2 separate regions of the Homo sapiens genome follow, and region 2 is linked to region 1. The links are chromatin loops, found by intact Hi-C in ENCODE. Cell type or tissue: heart left ventricle. All regions are shown on one strand. Links, peaks and the distances in the headings refer to the core of each region. The heading gives the core; the rest is flanking DNA.

Region 1 (9,957 bases), core at 634-8,633:
ACCCAGCCTCAGGTACTCCTTTATAGCAATGCAAAATGGAGCAACACCGCCTCCCATCCTGGACCTCCACACTCAGCCATCTGTAGGTTCTCCCCATGCCTTCTCCAAGCCCTGCTACATCCCAGCATTCCCCAGCTAGCCCTTAAGGCTGAGCACGGGGCCTTGGCTGTCCCCAGGCATTCCTGGTGGCTCAACTCTTTCTTCTGCTGTTACCAACACCCGCAACTTCTGTTCCACATCTCGCCACCGCCCCAAAGCTCAGGTCTGGGAGCTTGACATTTTTTTCAAGATGTATTCATTTTTAATTACCAATAAGTGAAGCTAGTCTCAAAAAATTGGAATATCAGATAAAGCAACATTTTCCTTCCACCCATCCACTCCTAATTCTTCACTTAGAAGCTACCACTAGCAGTCCAATGCATGTCCTTTTAAAAAATAAAAAAGGTATATATGTGTGTACACACATACATATATGCACATACATACACACATACATCTATACAAATCCAAAACACACACACACACACCCATATATGCTGTGTTCAAATTATTATATGCATATGCTTTCTTCCCCCATAAATGCTTTCCTTACAGTCCCTTCTAGCTTTGATTATCTGTCTGTCTGCAATTCTGTCAGTTACTGAAAGAAAACAGTTGAAAGAGATTGAAAATCTAAACATAAATAACAATGAAAGATAGTGAAAAGGAGGAATACTTTAAGAAATTGATATGGTTTCAAAAAGAGATTTTTCCAGACCCAGTTTCTAAAAGAACAGCTCATTTCCCAGGCTGAACAGTGGACAGCACCAAACCTCCCACCAAATGCTGTACTGAGCTGCAGCCTAGGCCCTGAGGACTGAACAACTTCTCCTGCACCTCCTGGTGCCACTGCTGGGCTCCCAAAGGGACCCTCTGCCTGCAGGGACCCTCCTCCTCCTCTCCCCGCTCCTCCCTCTCACCCTCTCCTCCCACCCCCATGGAGGGCTCTGTGCAGGAGAATGATGTAGAGGGAGGCGGAGGGTGATGGTTCCTGCCAGAGCTTCAAGACCTTCCCATGGGAGCCAGCTCACAGCTCCTACACTCCTTTGGGCACCCTTCCGATCATCAGGTTCCCTGTGCTGCTCTCCGCCCCGCTCAGAAAGCCTGCCCTGTCCTAACTGAGCACAGGCAGTACCATGGAGACAATCTCGTCCTTTCTTCTGAAGCCTGCTTGCCTCTGACTAGGAGCCCTTGAAGGCAGGAATCCTGTCTTTTCATCCACCAATTCCAGCACATTCAATCTACACAACATCGCAAGTTCCCCAACAAGGCAAACTGCGCACACATCCTCCTTCTCTTTGACAAATCCCACCTGTGTGACGTGGAGCCCTCACGCAGCTTTCCCATCAGGACGGGCCTGATTTCCTTCCTCTGTACAGCACTTTGATCCCTCATCTCTAGACGATGTTTATACAAGGAGATGGGGAAAGAAAGGGGCACCTTAAGGCTAAAGTGCACAAACTTAAAGGAAATTGTGACAACCCCACAGCCTTGAGTGAGGGGTGTGTGTAGAGCATGGTCAGGACCTGCCCCCCACAACACACACACAACCCACAGGCGGGAGCACCTTCATTTGTTTTATGTAGAAAGACGAAGTGCAAAATCTGTCCAAGAGATAGATCTGCTCCACTCACACAGAATACGGCCACCATCCCCTCCACCTCCAAGGTGGTGGATGAAGTAGTGAGGCTGACAGAGACCTGGCTTCTCGTCCTACAGCCACTGCTGCCTGATGGAAGAGTTCGAAGTCAGAAACACCGAAATTCCCCTCTTGCTGCCGCCTGGCCTTGCAGATATAAAGCGTTGCTCTAACACACAGTATTGCCAGTCTTTCTGAGTAAAAGTCAGCCTGGAGAGAAAGGTGAACTATCCCAGGCCTCTGATGGTCAAGGACAAATTTGTTTTCCACATCACTATCTTCCCCAATACAAATGTTCTAAGTCAGTAGAAAGAACTGGAAAGAATAGACAAAGGAAAGGAGAAAGTAAACGCCATAAACTTTCTAGTTCGTGGTATATTTCATATTATCATCGACGGCGCTCAAATGAAAATACCTTATCCTCAGATCACAAACACTAATGAACCTACGGAACTCTTTCTTAAACACTCACATTTCCTCCTTCCATTTCCCCAGCAAATCCCTCCTAGCTTCCATTCCCTGCTGCCCAGAGCCCCAAACAGAAAAAGTTAGGATTTGCCAGAAACAGGTGTAGTCAAACCCTCAAATACCAAACCACAGAGAGTGGAAGCCATATCAGGCTGACCAAAGCAGTATGGTCCCGTGGCCCCGGGTGAGGGCCTAAGCTTGGCTCCATGCCTGCAGTTTCCAGAGAAGGCTGGAGGCAAGTGTGTCATCTGATTGTCCATACAAGCTGTACTGTGAGTATCAGGATGTTTACAGTTAACCCAAGGACCTTGCTGGACCAGAAGGATTACGCTTTGATAGATTAGCATGGGAAGAAAGTGACAGGTGGAAACTGATGTTCTGGAGAGAGATTTGTTTAGGGGGAAGTGGGGGTGGGGAGAAACAGATACAGGCACTCAGCACCAAGCTGCTCACAGCCACCTGGCAGCTTCGGTGCCACCGTGGATGTGTGGCTGCAGAAGAGACCCCCAGCACCCCAGCACCCACCTGAAACAATAGCATCAAGGTCTTACTTTTTCTGGAGCGGGAGAAAAACCTGATGCCCCCGGGCGAGGTAGCAGGGTTGGAGTTGGGGGAAGACTCTTTGGAGGAGGAGCGGAAGATCCCACTGAAGCTCATGCGTCGAGGGGAGCGTGGCGGGGACTCCTGGTAGGAGAACGGGAACACGGTTTTGGGAGAGCCGGGGCTGGTCTTGGGCCTCACAGGTGCAGACATGGGGCTGGAGGGCCGGGGCTGGGGGCCTCTGGAGAAGAACCCTTTGGAGGGGCTGCCCGGGCCGAAGGGGCTGTCCACCTGCAGAAAAACAGACGAATGGATGCAGTCACTCCACGCTCTGGACACGCTGCCTCCTGCCCTGTATGAAACTTATCATTGTCCTCTCTCACATGCGGGCCCCCCATAGTACCCTCCCAGAGAAACAGCCCTAAGCTCTTCCACAGAGGTAGCCACTGAATGGTCTGCAGGTAGCACCTGCCCCAAGGATGGCCCCTCACAGGCTGGCAGCACCACGTCCTGGAGGTCCACTGACCATCCTGTCCCACTCCTTAGAAGGGGCTTCCAGGAGGTAGAGGGGAGGAAGGGAAGCGGAGCTCAAAATGAGCGTCTCCCTCCTTTATTATGGGCCTGCCTGCCTTCACCTCTCAAGACCTCACGTCCATCCAAGTTCTGACCACACAGGACTGCAGTCCTCTTGCCTGCCTATAAGATCCCTATGTTCCAGAACAGAGCGGGCCTGGAGCTCCATCCTGAGACCTCAGTCCTAGGTGATGATGAATTTTTCACCTCCAAGCTGCTTCAGCATTTGAAAGACTGAGGTTGCCAACAGAAGTCAGGAGAAAAGTTCACAAAGCCAGCCGGGTACGGTGACTCACGCCTGTAATCCCAGCATTTTGGAAGGCCGAGGCGGGTGGATCAACTGAGGTCAGGAGTTTGAAACCAGCCTGGCCAACATGGTGAAACCCCATCTCTACTAAAAATAAAAAAATAAAAAAAAAATTAGCTGGGCATGGTGGCGGGCGCCTGTAATCCCAGCTACTCAGGAGGCTGAGGCAGGAGAATCTCTTGAACCCCGAAGGCGGAGGTTGCAGTGAGCCGAGATGGCGCCATTGCACTCCAGCCTGGGCAACAAAACGAGACTCCATTTCAAGAGAAAGGAAAGAAAGGAAGGAAGGAAGGAAGGAAGGAAGGAAGGAAGGAAGGAAGGAGGGAGGGAGGGAGGGAGGGAGGGAGGGAGGGAAGGAAAGAAGGAAGGAAGGAAGGAAGGAAGGAAGGAAGGAAGGAAGGAAGGAAAGAAAGAAGGAAAGAAGGAAGTTAACAAAGCCCCAAACCTCTGAGACTCACTTCACCAATGATTTAAAATTCTAGTCATGGCTTAAAAAATTATCAGACCCCATAACTTTAAGCCAAGGCACAGAGCTCATAGCAGACTTTGAGAAATATCTCACGTGCCCGCAGCCGTGTTCCTGCTGGATGCGTGGAGGAGCTCCTGCCCTGCCTCTGGGTGCCGGTATTTGGCCCCTGCTCTGCCACCTGCTGAGCCAACCTGGGCATGTTACTTGGTCTCACCGAGCCTCAGCTCCCTCATCTGTAAAATGAGGATGGCCGTGCCCTCACCTCAAGGGCTGCTTGAACGTCAGATGAAGCCGCGTGAGGCCAGGAAGCACACGGTGCGTGGTAAACAGCTCTTGTCCTACCACTTGGGAAACTTGCAAGCAACACTGAGTGGAAAGGACCTCAGAGATGACCCAGTTCAGAAGCAAGAAGGGCGAGTAACTCGTCCGCAGCGCTCGCGGGGAGCCAGGACCAGGGCAGACGCGGGAAATACTGCCCTCGGGCGGCCGCGCTGTGCTGAAAAGGGAACACAGGACACCCCACAGGCAGCCTCGGTGCCACTTCGGGGTCTCTCTGTCCCACCACGGGGTGCGCTGTCCGGACCGCGGCCTGGGGACGTTCTTCCGCCACTAGAGGGCGGCCCAAGCCCCGAGCCCGCGGCCCCGGGAGGATAGGATGCCCGTGGCGTGGACCCGCGCAGCACAGCCTCCCCGCGCGGCCTCTCCAGCCGAAAGAGCCGGCGCCGCCACGTGGAGGTGTAGGTCCGGCCTGGCGCGGACACCTTCGTGAGTGGGCCCGGCAGGAAGAAGAGTGTGGTGCTATAGGACCTTGTAACTCAAGCTAAGTTTTGAGTTTTTCTTTTTTTGTGTAGTTCTGTTTTTTGTTTTTGAGACAGGGTCTCCCTCTGTCGCTCAAGGCTGCAGTGCACTGGCGCAATCTCAGCTCATTGCAACCTCCACCTCCCGGGCTCAAGCAATCCTCCTACCTCAGCCTCCTGAGTAGCTGGGATTACAGTTGTCCATGCCCAGCTGATTTTTTTTTTTTGACCATTTAATATGAAAAGCATTTAGATTCTCTGTTTATAGAATATCCCAGTTAGCCACTATTCCACCTAACTATGGGAATCAGGACAAATCCTGAGAATAAATTTACAAACAAGAGAGTCTTCAGGCAGGGGGTGGTGTCTCACACCTGTAATCCCAGCACTTTGGGAGGCCGAGGTGGGTGGATCACCTGAGCTCGACCAGCCTGGGCAACATGGCAAAACCCTGTCTCTACAAAAAATACAGAAATTAGCCAGGTGTGGTGGCCTGTAGTCCCAGCTACTCAAGCAGCTGAGGTGGGAGGATCACTTGAGCCCCAGAGATGGAGGTGGAGGTTGCAGTGAGCAAGGTGACACTACTGTACTCCAGCCAGCTTGGGTACAGAGCAAGACCCTGTCTCAAAAAAAAAAAAAAAAAAAAAAAAAAAGAGGTTCTTCTTCAAGTGGTGGGTGCTGTGTGTGCAGGTCTAGGGTGGGATGGGGGCTGAGAGAAGCCAGTAGGAACAACACACACAGGCACCAGGGTGGTCCTATCACAAGGTGACATAAGCTGGTCCTGGGTGGAGGCCCGGGTTTGGTCACAGCTCAGTTTCCCGCAATGTGGACAACGACTTGGTTGTCCAAGCCTCGTTCCCAGGGCTGAGACAATCACGACAGCAGCCTCGAGGGTGTGAACCGGAAGAGGAGCCGAGGCCACATGGGAGGACCGGAGGGAGGGGTGGGATTTTGGAGCTGCTGGAAAGGTGAGCCCGGACCTGGTGCATGGACGTGCTCTGTTTACAGCATAGGGAGCTTGCTGGGGAGCCGGGGGAGAGGGCCGAGCCAATGCAAATGTCCAGTCCTACAGGGAAACAGAGACACATAGGGGAGCGGGGCCCCAGGAGAGCTTGCAGAGTGCCCACAAGGCCGAAGCACCATAAGCACCATGCAGATGGATAAATGGCCCGGAGCTGAAACCTGCCCCTTAACAGAGGCCCTGACCCAGAGGAGGCCCTGACAGCTGGCTAGGCTTCAGAGACGCAGTGACAGGGCCGGGGAGGTGTCCAGTGCCCAGAGACAGAGGAGAAGGGGTTTGAAGCACAGAGACAGAGGGCCGGCCATTCACTTGGGCCACCATGAGGGTGGGGGTCACGGGGGAAGTTGAGCCATGAGCCCCTGGAGAACCAGTCATGAAAGGCCAGTTTAACCATATTTGATGAGCAAGGGGGACCCCAGGATTATCCTGAATGGGGTTCCATTCTGTATTCTGAATCCAGGCCAGTGGAGTCGGGCATCCAGGGATCAGGCCTGAGGAGGGAGCCCTAGGAAGCAGCCCTGCCAGTCCTGTCTCTGGAAAATGGCCGAAGCATGCTGGATGCTGGGCCCTGTCTGACCCCTCTCACCGGGAACCTTGGGGGCCAGATCACACTCCCAGACGGTGGGAAAGCCAGGCGGAGGGACAGGCCTGCTGGGGTGGGCTGCGTGGCGGTGCAGATAACAGGCGCCAGCTGAAGCCACCAGGGACAGGGCCTCAGGCCTTGCTCTTGGGCAAGCTATAGCCAAATGATATGTTGGTGAATGCAACCGGATGATTCCCCGGGTATTGACAAGACTCCCAAGTGTGTGCCTGGCTCCGCAGAGCTAATGGAGAGCAGGCATTCAGCCGTCTGCGGAGCAGAGCTCTGCCTATGGGGCCATTTGTCATGCAGCTGCCAGAGAGGAAGCTGGGGCCAGGGCCTGGCTGTGGCCCCTGTGTCTCTCCCACACTCTCAGATCTTCCGTGCAAGGTTTTCACTGGAAAGAAGGGTTTTGCAGAGTCAAACAGGAGGAAGACGACCCAGTGCCCGCGGGGCTGGTCCCACAGCCTTGCACGGGGTTGGTGGCCCCTTCCTGCCACTCCACTCTCTGCTGGCCCAGAAGCTCAAGGCCATTCCCTGGCAGTCTTTGCTGGATGGGCCACGAGAGCTGCTAATAAGGTTGCTTGTTCAGGGCAGGGTGGGGAGGGCACTGGCACCAGTGGAGCCCCACAGGCCGACACCAATTTGATTCAGTTGTGTGTAATTCAAATGCTTAAAGAGGAGATTTGCTTTTTCCAGCATGGGAACTCCTGCCTTCATCCCAGGCTAGCCGGCACCCAGAACCCATCCCAGACCCTGTACGTAGCCCCCAGATCACTAGCTCTGTCTGCTGTCACCTGCCGGAGGGGTCTGTGGGTGGCAGAATGCCAGGAAGCACGTCCCCTACCAGGCCTCCACCCACCCTTACTTCCTGGCTGCAGGAGAAACCTGCAAGCAGCCTGGACCTCTGCGCCCTGCCACGGCCACCTCGACCCTCACCTGATGCTGTGGCTCCCTCTCCAGAGCCCCCCACCCCACCCCACACTCTTTCTGGCCACCTGACCCTACACAGTCAACAACCTCCTCGAGACACTAGTTTCCTAATGGGAGGGAAATTCACCAGTGCAGGAGGGACGGCGAGGAGCTAAAGAGAGGAAAGGAAAAGTGGAAAGAGAGAAAAAGGCGTGTGGAGAGGGTGCAACACGAGGTGGAAGGAGAGAGCCCAGCGCTGGGGGTGGGCGCTGGTGGGCAGCAGGGCAAAGTCCTGCCAGTCGAACTCAGCCCAAAGACCACAGATGGTCGGCAGTGACCGATACCTTCCACCGGGCTTAGCTCACTGCTCATCTTCCTCCACTGCCTCTGCCCATGTTAGGGGGGTCTAGTGGGCCACAGTCAGTGCCACGTGAGGAGAAGAAAAAGGGGTGAAGCCCAGGAGGCTCTCTAGTGGGATAGCCCGGCCGATACGCCAGGCTTGGCCATGCGAGGTGAGCTGTCGCAGGATGGGCTCGGTTACGGCCAGGTGTGCAAGCGGACATGCGGGTGGGCGTGAGGGTGAACACACAGGTGGAAGTGGGCTCAGGCTCTGCCTGCCTCCGTGGCACCTCAAGTGAGCTGTGAGAAACTTCTGGAAAGGAGGTCTTACCTTTCGAGAGGAATGCTTTCCGGAACCCTCCAGGTCTCCGTCCAGGAGCGGCATGGCGAAGGAGCTCAGGTCCTAGGGTGGACAGAGAGCACGTGGTCAGTGACAGTGGCCCTCGGGCCCAGGGGCTGCATGGAACTCTACGTGGGTGTCACCTCCCCCTTCCTGAGACCTTATCCTTCAAATCCACCATGAAGAAGGGATGTGGACGTGTTTGCTACACCCAGCCCCCAAAGCCCCTGACCACCATGCACATCCGCTTCCAGAACGTGCAGTCAAACTTCCAGGAGCAGCCATGACCTCCCAACACCCCAGGGAAGGAGGAAAGAAGAAATGGCTGGGACTAAAGGAGTCAGGAAGGCAGGCAGAAAGGGTGGAGGGAGGAGAGCCCGTCTCAGGCTATTCTGCTGATGGACATGATTTTACCCCACAGCACGGAACATGGGTCCAGGGACATGTGTCTGCCTAGGAAGATGATGGGACAGGGATGGGGAGGGTGACACTGGGGTGGCGGCTGAGGCAAAACTATTAGCAGAGTCTAATGACATCGTGGCCAAAACAGAGTCTAAAATAGATTTGGGGAAAGTAGCTCACCACACACTTACTGTGTCTGAAACAGCCCTGCCCCTTCTTCCTCTTGAATCTTGCCTCCACACCAGGCAGAATCCTGCCCAGTCATCCTCAAATCGGGCACAGCTGCATCCCTAACCTTTCTTTTTCATTTTAAAGTTTTTAGTTGTGGTAAAATACACATAACATAAAATTTGCCATCTCAACCATTTTAAGTGTGCGGTTTGGTGGCATGAAGCACATTGACACTGCTGTGTAGCCGTCACCACTGTCATCTCTAGAACCTTTCCATCTTCTCAAACCAAAACGCTGTTCCCATCAAACACTAACTCCCCCTCCCCCTCCCCCTAGTGCTTGGCAACCACCCTCCTATCTCTTTGAATCTGACCACTCTAGGTACCTCATATAAGTAGCATCAGGCAGTATTTGTGACTGTCTGACTCCACTTAGCATAATGTCTTCAAGGCTCCTCCAGGTGGTAGTGTGTGCCACAGTTCCCTTCCTTTTGAAGGCTGAATAATATTCCATTGTATGAGTAGACCACATTCCGCTTACGCATTCATCAGTTGATGGACATTTGGGTTGCTTCTACCTTCTGACTATTGTGAATAACGCTGCTATGAGTGTTATGGTATGAATTGTGTCTCCCTTCCCACCAAAAAAAATCTATATGTTGAAGTCCTGCCCCCCAGGACCTCAGAATGTGACTGTATTTGGAGATAGGGTCTTTAAGCAGGCAATTAATTTAAAATGAGGTCATTAAGGTGGGCCCTAGTCCAATATGACTGGTGTCCTTCAAGGAAGAGATTAGGACACAGGCACCTACAAGACAGAGACCACACATAGAGACACAGGGAGAAGACAGCTACCAACCCAAAGAGAGGGGCCCCAGAAAAACCAACCCTGCTGATATTTTGATCTTAGACTTCTAGCCTCCAGAATCATGAGAAAACATATTTCTGTTGTTTAAGCCACCCCACTTAATCTGTAGTGCTTTGCTATGGCAGCCTAGCAAACCAATATAATAGGTGTACGAATATCTCTTCAGGACCCTGCTTTCAATTCTTTCCAGTTATCCCCAGAAGTGGAACTGCTGGACATCAGGTCATCCTACTGTCAATTTTTTGAGGAGCCACTAAACTGTTTTCTGCAGCAGCCACCCCATTTTACTTTCCCACCCACAGTACACAGGGTTTCAATTTCTCCACATCCTCATCAACACTTGTTATCTTTGGTCTTTGTTTTCTGTGACAGCCATCTTAAGTGGGCGTGAGCTGGTATCTCATTGTGGTTTTGATTTGCATTTCTTGGATAATTAGTGATGTTGAATATCTTTTCATCTGCTTATCGGCCACTTGTCTATCATCTTTGGAGA
Region 2 (9,957 bases), core at 1,263-9,262, 77 kb after region 1:
GGCTACGGACAGCACTGCCACAGGCTTGAGTGACATCACCTCAGTTTGCACAATTGGGCTGAGACTGGAGCTCAGCCTTCCTGGCTCCCACTCCTTGAGCTCAGGGCATGAGTACGGCCACAGAATCAGGGTGCCTGGTCCTTAGGGCGCGCCTCCTGTGATTCTCACACAACGGCCTCAAGAAGGGAGGCAGCGGGGGAGTCACGGAAGGAGGGCTCAGTCAAAGAAAGGACACATCTGAGCAGAGGGATGGCCTCGCAGCCCAGTTCCAGGATGGCTGAGGGCTCCATACTCCAGGGCTGGAGCTGGGGAAAGCACACACACCACTTTACACACACACCACCCTCCACCACTCTCCACATACCACCCTCCACACACACCATGCTCCACACACACCATGCTCCACACACACCACCCTCCACACACACCATGCTCCACACACACCGCCCTCCACACACACCATCCTCCACACACACCATCCTCCACACACACCATCCTCCACACACACCACCCTACACACACACCATCCTCCACACACACCACCCTACACACACACCATCCTCCACACACACCACCCTCCACACACACCACCCTCCACACACACCACCCTCCACACACACCACGCTCCACACACACCGCCCTCCACACACACCACCCTCCACACACACCACCCTCCACACACACCACCCTCCACACACCACCCTCCACACACACCACCCTCCCACACACCGCCCTCCACACACACCATGCTCCACACACACCGCCCTCCACACACACCGCCCTCCACACACACCATCCACACACCACCCTCCACATACACCATGCTCCACACACACCGCCCTCCACACACACCATCCTCCACACACACCATGCTCCACACACCACCCTCCACACACCACCCTCCACACACACCGCCCTCCACACACCGCCCTCCACACACACCACTTTACACACACGCCACCCTCCACACACCACCCTACACACACACCACCCTCCACACACGCCACCCTCCACACACACCACACTCCACACACCACCTTCCACACATACCACTGCAGACACTGGGATGTTTTTGCCAAGCAGAGAGGCTGCAGGCAGAGAGGCATGGGCTGTGCCATAGGGGAAAAGTGGGTGGGTGGGGGCAGGCAGAGGGGTGGGGGCGGCAGGAACCACAGGGATGGGTAGAGGCTCAGAGCCACACCTGCTCCAGACCATATGGACCTCACAGATGAGTCTGTGTCCTCGCTTAGGCGAAAGCTGAGCTCCATGATGCTATGTGCACCCTGTCTCCATTTCCAAAAGGATGCTTGCAATGCAGTTACATAAAATACCTTGAAAGGAGGAAAAACAGTAGCCACAGGAAGATAAAGTAAGGCGGTCTCTGGAGAGAGGTTAAGACACAAAAACCCGTAAGTCCTACACACTCGCCAGACACAGGCCACACATTCTGCCCTTGGGGTTTCTCCAGCAAATGAAGAAAGAAGATTTCTTAAAAATTATAGCATACTCAAGTTTGCTACATGGCATATCATGGCAAACCTACATAGGGTATCATTTAATTCTCATGGCCACCTGCAGGCAGGTATTCTTATTGCTGTTTCACTAACAAAGCAACTTAGGTTCAGGGCCATCAGGGAGCCTGTCCAAGGTCACACAGCCAATGAGAGGTGTGGCAGGAGGGAAACCAGGTCCCCAAAGTCCTGGCTCCCCGTGGCGATCTTTCCAAGGCCCGCGCAGCCGAGGACGCAAGCACAGGTGCCACGAGCACGCTGGAGTGGCCCCGAGGCGGGCCCCTGCGGAGGCTTGCAGCTCCCTGGAAGGTATTTTGCCTTCTTCATTGCCCCAAATTAGGATGTAGGGGGAGACGAAAAGACGTCCTGCAGGGAAGGGCGTGGATTTTGGAGACAGCCACACCGGGTTCAATTGGCCTCGCCGTGGCCCTTAGGCAAACAACTCATTCTATCTGAGCCTCCGTTTCTCCAACTGTAAAAACCGGGTGAATACTAGGAACAGGCAGAGTTGCTGATGAGTTAAATGGCAAAATATGTGAAAGACGTTAAGTCTGGCACCCACACCGAATATAACTCAGTGAATGCCCGCATCTGAAAAACAAGACCAGCCACACACACGGTCACGGCGTCCCCACCGGAGCACGGTCACCTGTGCCTCATCAGCCACGTGGCCGCCACAGGGAAGAGAACTGGATCGCAAGGCAGGTGTTTCAAGTCTGGTGAAACCCAGCTCTAAGGAAACAAGATAAAGGAGGAGAAGATACAGGACAGCAGGCAGAAGACAACAAGAAGGGCGGAGAGAAAACGGAGCAGAGAAAGAGGAAAGAAACAGAAAACGGTGACAAAAGAAACTACTGGACTGCAGCCCAAAGTCTACTGCTTTCAGCTTTGTGTAAAAGGTGGTATCTTTTAGGGCTCCAGAGACACTAACCAGTGTAATTTTTGCAGGCAACATTAAAACAAAAAAACAATCCTAAGACCCATCTATTTGCAATTAGGCAAGGGCTGATCATTGCTGGAAAAAAAAAAAAAAAAAGCCCACAGGGAGTATAAGGGATGGGCACAGAACGCGCAGCATCCTGCGGAAGACGGTGTGGGAGATGAGAGCCAGAAAAGGTCAGTGCTTTTTGCTGGGTGACATTCAGGACCTTTCTGCTCCTGCCAGCTCCCAGCTCCCAGATCACTGAGCCCTACAGAGTTCTGCACAAATGAGGAATGAGGCCGATGCCCAGGTCCGCCTGTGAGAGGGGGCTGTGCCCAAGGTGGACCCATCAGCAACTGGAAGTACCAAAAAAAAAAAAAAAAAGACTTCATATAAATGCATCTATAGTCAGCCTATAAAAATGGTTGGAAAGCAACAGCCCACTCCTCTCCACGCATTTTCTCGGGTTGCATGCTGCCTTCCGGCACCATCTGTCTGTTCAGCACAGCGGTTGTGTGTGGGCTCAGGCGCCAGACGGCTCCGGCTTGATGCCCGGCTGTGCCACCCCCTGCCAACGGCCTCTGCTGTGCAGATTTTCCCATCTGTAGAATGGGGACAATAGCAGCACCAGCACACAGCTGTGTGGGGATGAAGTCAGCTGCCACCCACGCATGCTGAGGACCTGCTGGCTTGGGAGCGCTCGCTCTCTTTGTGGTCACTGTTGCTCTTCTTTTCCCTTCAGGTCTGAACTGAAAAGTCATCTGAACCAGGTGCCACCTCGCTGGAGCATCAGAAGGCGGGCATACAATTTCTAACACCTTCTATACAATCCCAAACGGTGATTTCCTGTCACTAGGAAGGAATGGGGCATAGGAGACAAAGAATTGCGGGTTTTACTCCTTTGGCTGCTCCCTAAGGGGTACAGGGTGCTGGGACTTGCCTCTCCCATCTCTCTTTGGGAATGAAGCGCTCCTTTCCCCCACTGCTGGTGGTGCTGTGGCCCCTCGGCTGCCAGCCCCTTATGGGGACAGCCCAGGCTGGAGGAGCCACCTTCCCAAGGCCCCAGCCTCTTCCACAGTCAGCTACATCCACCAATGATTGTCCCCAGCCCCTGCTGCTACCCAGCAAGGCTCAGAAGGGTGGGCTGAGGCCCTAGCTGAGACTGTGGGGCAGCCCAGCCTCTCCTGCACCGTGCCTACCCCTCCCCTCCCCTCCCTTACACTCCCCTCTCCTCCCCAGTACTCAGCAGCACCCTGCCAGCCTCGGCCACAGCTGTCCCCAGCTGGCCCATTGAAGAGCCCAATCTGTACCACTTGGTGGGAAGGTGACTGAAGCTACTGGCTCCTTGGAGCTTTAAGCAGTATGGAGATTATTTTTATTTTTGTTTATGCATACCTTGTGTCACTTTCGGTATCCAGGTGTCATAAAGATACGTGTCAGGGATTGGACTAGGTAAGCCTCAGTGGATAGTTAAATACCCATATCTCCCACACCCCATTATTCCCCTCCACTATTCACCTGCCCACACACACACACCACCCCTGTGCTACAGGAAGAGAGAGTCACAGGGAAAGGGAAGTCCTGCCTCCTCAATGGTCCTGGACCATGGCCATGCCTGACACCATTGCTGCTGGAAGAAGGGGTGACATCGTCATTCACTTCGGCCGTTTCTCGGCTTCCTGTGATTTGAAAGTTTTCCAGTGCTGAGATGGGTTTGGTTTGAGCCCCCAATCCAAAGATGCTTTGCTGGTAGCTAGGAGGTATTCAGCAAGCACCTGCTATGCAGAATGCACAGTGTGGAGCACTTGGAGGGACCATAAAGATGAACGGAACACGAATTCTGCCCCCAGGAGTCTTGATGGAGCTGACGGGCACCCTAGGCCTTGTCTCGCCCCTAGGAGGCCCCTCTTCCTGCTCCTCTGCAAGGCTGGCATCGACAGCAGGTCCAGCCCCATCCCTGGCCTCAGTGACTCAAGGGGAGTTTTCAGAAACTTCTCAGATCAAGGAAAGCTCAGAAAATCCAGTGTCTCCTGAGGAGAAGCCAGACCCTGGCCAGGTGTCTCTGGAGTCTGTCACAGAACAGATTCAGGAAAAACAGGTCGCTGGGGCCTCCAGCAAACAGCCGATACCACATCTGTGTGCATCGTCCTGTGATGCCCAGGGAATGGGCTTCGAGGGTGCTGCACAGCTGTGGCACCAGAGAACACTCCGCGGGGAACGGCGTCAGACGGGGCGGGGCGAGGTGAGGCCCGCAAGCCAGTCCCTGCTGCACACGGTAGCGAAGGCGGAAAGCTGCGGCAACACCTTCCCACCATCTCTGTGAGGTCTGTGGGTGGAGAGGGTGGGATGCGACTGCCAGCCCCGTGGAAAGGTATGATTCTCCAAAGAAGACAAAGGTGCTGGCCAGGAATCATGGTCTTCAGAGTGAGGGCAGCGCCCAGCACATCTCTCCGTGTTCACTGAGACACAGCTAAGACACACACTTAAAGGGCCATGGGATTAGCGAATAGGGAAGACTTCCCAGGGGCGAGGACTGTGAGAGTGGAGGTGAGTAATCTGGCGGCAGCTGCCTGAGGCTGTGTGCCCAAGCCCGGCTGGGTCTGCTGCCAGCCACAGCCCACAGTGCCAGAGCTGTCCCTTGGCGCCATCAGAAGCTGAGTGGCCTTGGATACCTTCAGCTCCCCTTCTGCTCTCATCAGCCACTTGCCAGCCATCCTCTTGTCCCAGTGAGAGCTGCAGGTTAAGGCACCGAGGATGTATCTCCATCTCTGTCCAGTGCCAAGCAGTTGAATGATCTGGTAAACAGCTGTCCCTCACTCCCATTTAGGCAGTAGTCATCTCAGGGTATCAGCTGGAAATCCAAGGCCATGGGAGTCACCTGAGTCCATGCCGCTGGAGGGACGCAGGGTTGCAGGACACGAGTGCCCATCTTCTGATGTAGTCCAAGATTCCCTCTCCGCCACCTGCAGGTGGGACTGTGGGCTGGGCTGACGGAGGTGGCCGGGCACCTGGAGCTGTAGCAGGTATCACAGAAGCCTAGAATGCTGGACCCGGAGGGGCCCTTCCAGTCACTAACAGGGCTCCATCTGCCTATCGGATGCTTTCATCCACCTTCCATTAAGCACATTAACCAGCAGCTATGATATGCCCAGCCACTGCCCCTTCTCCAGCCTCCGTGGAGCCCCTCCTGCTGGAGGCAGGGCAGAAAGGGGGCACCAGGACAGGCCCTCGGACAGGCAAGACCACAGGCTGGGCATGCTTTGCGCCATTTGCAGCAGAGAGAACCAGAACTTCTTGCAAACATCTCACTCCTCCAATACCACACACGGCCACCTGCATCTCTACATTGCTTGTCCTTGCCCACCCCCTCTCCTCCCTGGCATCCACGCCTGTACTGGTGGACAATCAGAGACACGCACTGATGGGTGCCATCTGTGGTGCCCAAGGCCTCGCCTGTGGAAGGGGGTGTGGGTTTCATCTCCCATTGGGAATGAACCAACCACAAGACAGAGAGAGAGAGCACGGCCCCCAGCTCACCCACCCCACCCGAGGCCCACTGCAGACTGGAAGGAGATGACTTGGGAGCCTGAGTGTTCTCTAAAAGCCCCATATTTATTTTCTGGAGTCAAGGTGCAAAGTCCCCATGAGTTCCCCATTAGACAGCAAATGCCCCAAGGAGAAGAGGACAAAAAGCATATTAACCTGATGAACTGATTCCCAAGGATGCCTGCTGTGCCCTACCTCTCCTAGAGGGCACTGTTCTCGCCCAGGGAACACTGTCTCCCCTTGTCTGCCCACCTGTCTTCCATGCCATGACCCTACTGGGGTCACGTTAGGCTTGTGGTAGAGGGAGGTGCAGGCAGACGAGACTCCAAGGACCCTAAAGTCCCAGTATTCTGCTTCTAGGTAGAGCTTGCCAGGTTAGATTTCTGCCCGCCACCTCAACTCTCTGCAGCCCCACCCCAAGACTTTGCCTTCAAGTTCCTGGCACGTGGACCAAGGCCAAGCCCATTTCTAAGCCTTCTCACTCTCAGTTAAGGGCTCAGTACCTTCAGCCCTGGGGGCTCAAGCTGGCTTCACTCTGGGGTCAGGACCTTGGCCTGTCTCAGTGTGAATAAGGAGACCTATTGAACAAATTTGCAAATTATTCAGCCAAAGCCTAATGAGGGATTAAAAAGGAAATCTCGTTCAAATTACAATCAAAGAATCACCTGCAGGACGGGCATGGTAGCTCATGCCTGTAATCCCAGCACTTTGGGAGGCTGAGGCGGGTGCATCACTTGAGGCCAGGAGTTCAAGACCAGCCTGAACATGGCAAAACTTCATCTCTACTAAAAATACAAAACCTGGCCGGTCATGGTGGTGCATGCTTGTAATCCCAGCTACTGGGGAGGCTGACACATAAGAATTGGTTGAACCCGGGAGGCTGAGGTTGCAGTGAGCCAAGATGGTGTCACTGCATTCCAGCCTGGGTGACAGAATAAGACTCTGTCTCCAAAAAAAAAAAAAAAAAAAAGAATCACCTCCATTGAAAAGAATAAAATTATCTGAAGCTGGGGACATCCCCAGAAAACCTGGGATGGGATGGTGGCCACAGCTACATTCTTAGGGTCGGTCCTCCCATGGGCGGCTTGTTAGGGAGAGGGAGGCAACCCTTCTAGACACAGACATCCTGCTCTTTACTGTGGCATCTCAGTCATGCTCCCCCAAGTCCTGTGAGGTGGGGATTATATTCTGTATTTTACCGGTGAGGAAACTGAGGCTTAGATTGTGCCAGTGAACTGCCCAATAGGACACAGGGGGCAATCATTGACACCGGGGTTGCGACCTTGGCCTCTGGCACCCAAACTCATGCTCCCTCCCTAGCAGCCACTCTTCCATTGGCAAGATAAAAACCATCCCATCTTCCTGCTCACACACAGGACTCTGTTCTTGAGAATCTAGTATGAGGGACGGCTAGGTCCATGCCCGTCCCCTCAGTGGACGGATGCTCCCTCCTCCAATGGCACCAGGAAATAGAGAGGTCCCTGAAGGGGATGAGGCCCGAGGCACTGGCATCTGGCCCCCGGGCTCTGCATTGCATGAAGGTCTAGGCGCCCGGCCCGTCTCCAGGCAGAGGACCATCCCGCCATGGCAGATGCCTCCTGCCAGACACAGGATGCTGTACTAGTCAATCAGCCTGAGCCAAAGCCCAAGTAACTTTCCCAAGTGGGAGGTGAAGGAAAAAAACAAATAACACAGTAATGTGCCTAAAATCTGCCCCTTTTTTTTCTGGCCAGTAGATTGGATGGAAAAAAAAATGCCTCTTTTTGAAACCAACAAGACATGATTTGTCTGAAAATGTTCTCTTTGAGGTATGTGGCTCCCACAAGATTTGTAAAAAACGGGTTCACTCAGATTTTTCTAAATTGGGTCGTCGAGTTAACTAAGCATTTCCATTCTCAAAGACGGCCCCCATTTTCTTTCTTTCCCCCTCTGTTAGTTAAGCTTCTGCATGTCCTCACCATCATCATCATCATTGTCAACATTCAGGTCGGCTGTGTGAGAGGTGGCTTCCTCAGGGCTGGGACATGACAAAGTGTAGACGCATGCCATCTTTAAAGGAGCTTATGGTTTAATTAAGGAGACAGGCTGGATACTTCGAAAGAAAAATCGTGAGATTTTATGAGAAAGGGACGCGGTGCCGTGGATGCCGTGGTGTGGCTCCCGGATCCCCAGGCGCAGGGAGCACTGGTAGGTCCCCAAGTGCAGGGGGCACTGGTAGGTCCCTGGGTACAGGGAGCACTGTTAGGTCCCTGAGTGCAGGGAGCACTGGTAGATCCCTGGGTTCAGAGGGCACTGGTAGGTCTCTGGGTGCAGGGAGCACTGGTAGATCCCTGGGTTCAGAGGGCACTGGTAGGCCTCTGGGTGCAGGGAGCACTGGTAGATCTCCGGGTGCAGGGGGCACTGGTAGGTCCTGGGGTGCAGGGGGTGCTGGTAGACCCCAGGTGCAGGGGGCACTTGTAGGTCCTGGGGTGCAGGGGGCGCTGGTAGATCCCTGGGTGCAGGGGGCGCTGGTAGGTCCCCGGGTGCAGGGACCACTGGTAGGTCCCCGGGTACAGGGGGCACTGGTAGACCCCAGGGTACAGGGGGCGCTGGTAGATCCCCGGGTGCAGGGGGTGCTGGTAGGTCCCCGGGTAGAGGCAGCACTGGTAAATCCCCAGGTACAGGGGGCACTGGTAAGTCCCCGGGTACAGGGAGCACTGGTAGCCACTGGTACTCAGCTGAGTGCCTGGCTGAGACTTGCCCTCACCCGACGGGATCCGCCTCACCCAAGTTCACATCCCCTTCCCAGGGACAGTGTGGGAGCCCTTTGCCTCAATCTGGGACAACTCTGAAGGGTCATCCCAGTTCCAGAATGCTCCAAGGGGTCAGCTGAGGCCTTTGGTGTGAATGCTTCATCGCCCTTCCCCTCTGCTCAGTCCAGCTTGCTTCCCTCTTTCACCACTGAGTGGCCAAAGCTAGAGGCACAGACTCACCAGCTGAGCATAACCTTCAGGTGAAGGTGACAAAGGCCACTGGAGGGCAGACCATCATTTAACAAGGAATAGAACCAAATATGAGGCCAGCACGGTGGCTCACGCCTGCAATCTTAGCACTTTGGAAGGCCACCGCAGGAGGACTGCTTGAGCCCAGGAGTGTAAGAGCAGCCTGGCAAGATGATGAAGCCCCTTCTCTATGAAAAATCAAAAAATTAGCCGGGCTTGGTGGCACCTGCGGTCCCGGCTACTGAGCAGGCTGAGGTAAGAGGATCGCTTGAGCTCAGGAGTTCCAGGCAGCAGTGTTCGCACCACCGCACTCCAGCCTGGACTACAGAGCAAAACCCTGTCTCAAAAAAAAAAAAAAGGAACCAAGAACCAAATATGTCCACCTGCCTTTATGCTGTATTTTATCACAGTAGTAAACTCTATGCCTGCATGCCTCTCCTACAGAACATCGCTTTGAGCCTTTCCTGAGAACTGATATTGCCACATCTAGAGGAGAGGAGAGAGGAGGGAGGTGATAGAGAATGGAGTCTGGAGCCCACAGCCCTTGTCTTGAAATAGCACGAAACAAGCACTGCTGTGAACTGGCTTCCTGACCTCCAGCCTCAAGAGCAGGCATCTCAGGCAGAAAGCCACAGGGCCGGCAGATGGCAATGCTGGCTCCCAGAAGCCCTTCCCTGACCGTAGCCACAGCAGCTGACCAGCCAGGGTGGGACTCCTCTCCTCCCAACACGCCTCCAGTGCAAAGGCCCAGGTTCAATCCTTGCTTCGCCACTGGCCAGCCATGCGACGTGGCAGGTCACTTAACCTCTTGGGGCTGTTTCCTCATTATACGGCGGTCCAGGGTGCAGCTTCCTGTTTCCCTTCTCCCAGGGGCTACCATGCATCCTCTGCGCCACTTCCACACCTGGCAGGTACCCTGCAACCCTAGAGGGGAGGTCTCCTGGCCCAGTTCCTTCCCCAGACCAGGTTGGTATCGCTGCCCAGCATTTCCCTCTGT

Evidence for each region. A loop is a pair of places that touch in the nucleus more often than their neighbours do. Peaks named below come from ENCODE experiments on the same cell type or tissue, not always from the same donor. Only the 100,000 strongest peaks of a DNase experiment are listed, where the experiment ranks them.
Region 2: a loop joins it to region 1, with 2.3 times the contacts of the local background. A loop is called at or near these places in 15 of 110 quality-filtered maps.

What each region holds. Positions count from the first base shown.
Region 1 is chr7:151,778,455-151,788,411 of GRCh38, forward strand. PRKAG2 (protein kinase AMP-activated non-catalytic subunit gamma 2) reads right to left here. Exons shown (of 16, transcript NM_016203.4): 2 at 8,016-8,087; 3 at 2,698-2,977. Among named protein-coding and RNA genes, the nearest start is that of PRKAG2-AS2, 23 kb to the right of the region's middle. RefSeq lists silencers at 4,432-4,521, 4,632-4,731 and enhancers at 5,463-6,352, 6,353-7,242. In heart left ventricle, for the core only: no CTCF peak of the experiment used is centred there; DNase peaks (open chromatin) are centred at 2,880, 4,617 and 6,578; H3K4me3 peaks cover 556 bases.
Region 2 is chr7:151,854,600-151,864,556 of GRCh38, forward strand. All of the region lies in intron 1 of PRKAG2 (protein kinase AMP-activated non-catalytic subunit gamma 2), which reads right to left. Among named protein-coding and RNA genes, the nearest start is that of PRKAG2-AS1, 17 kb to the right of the region's middle. RefSeq lists an enhancer at 1-403. In heart left ventricle, for the core only: no CTCF peak of the experiment used is centred there; a DNase peak (open chromatin) is centred at 5,042.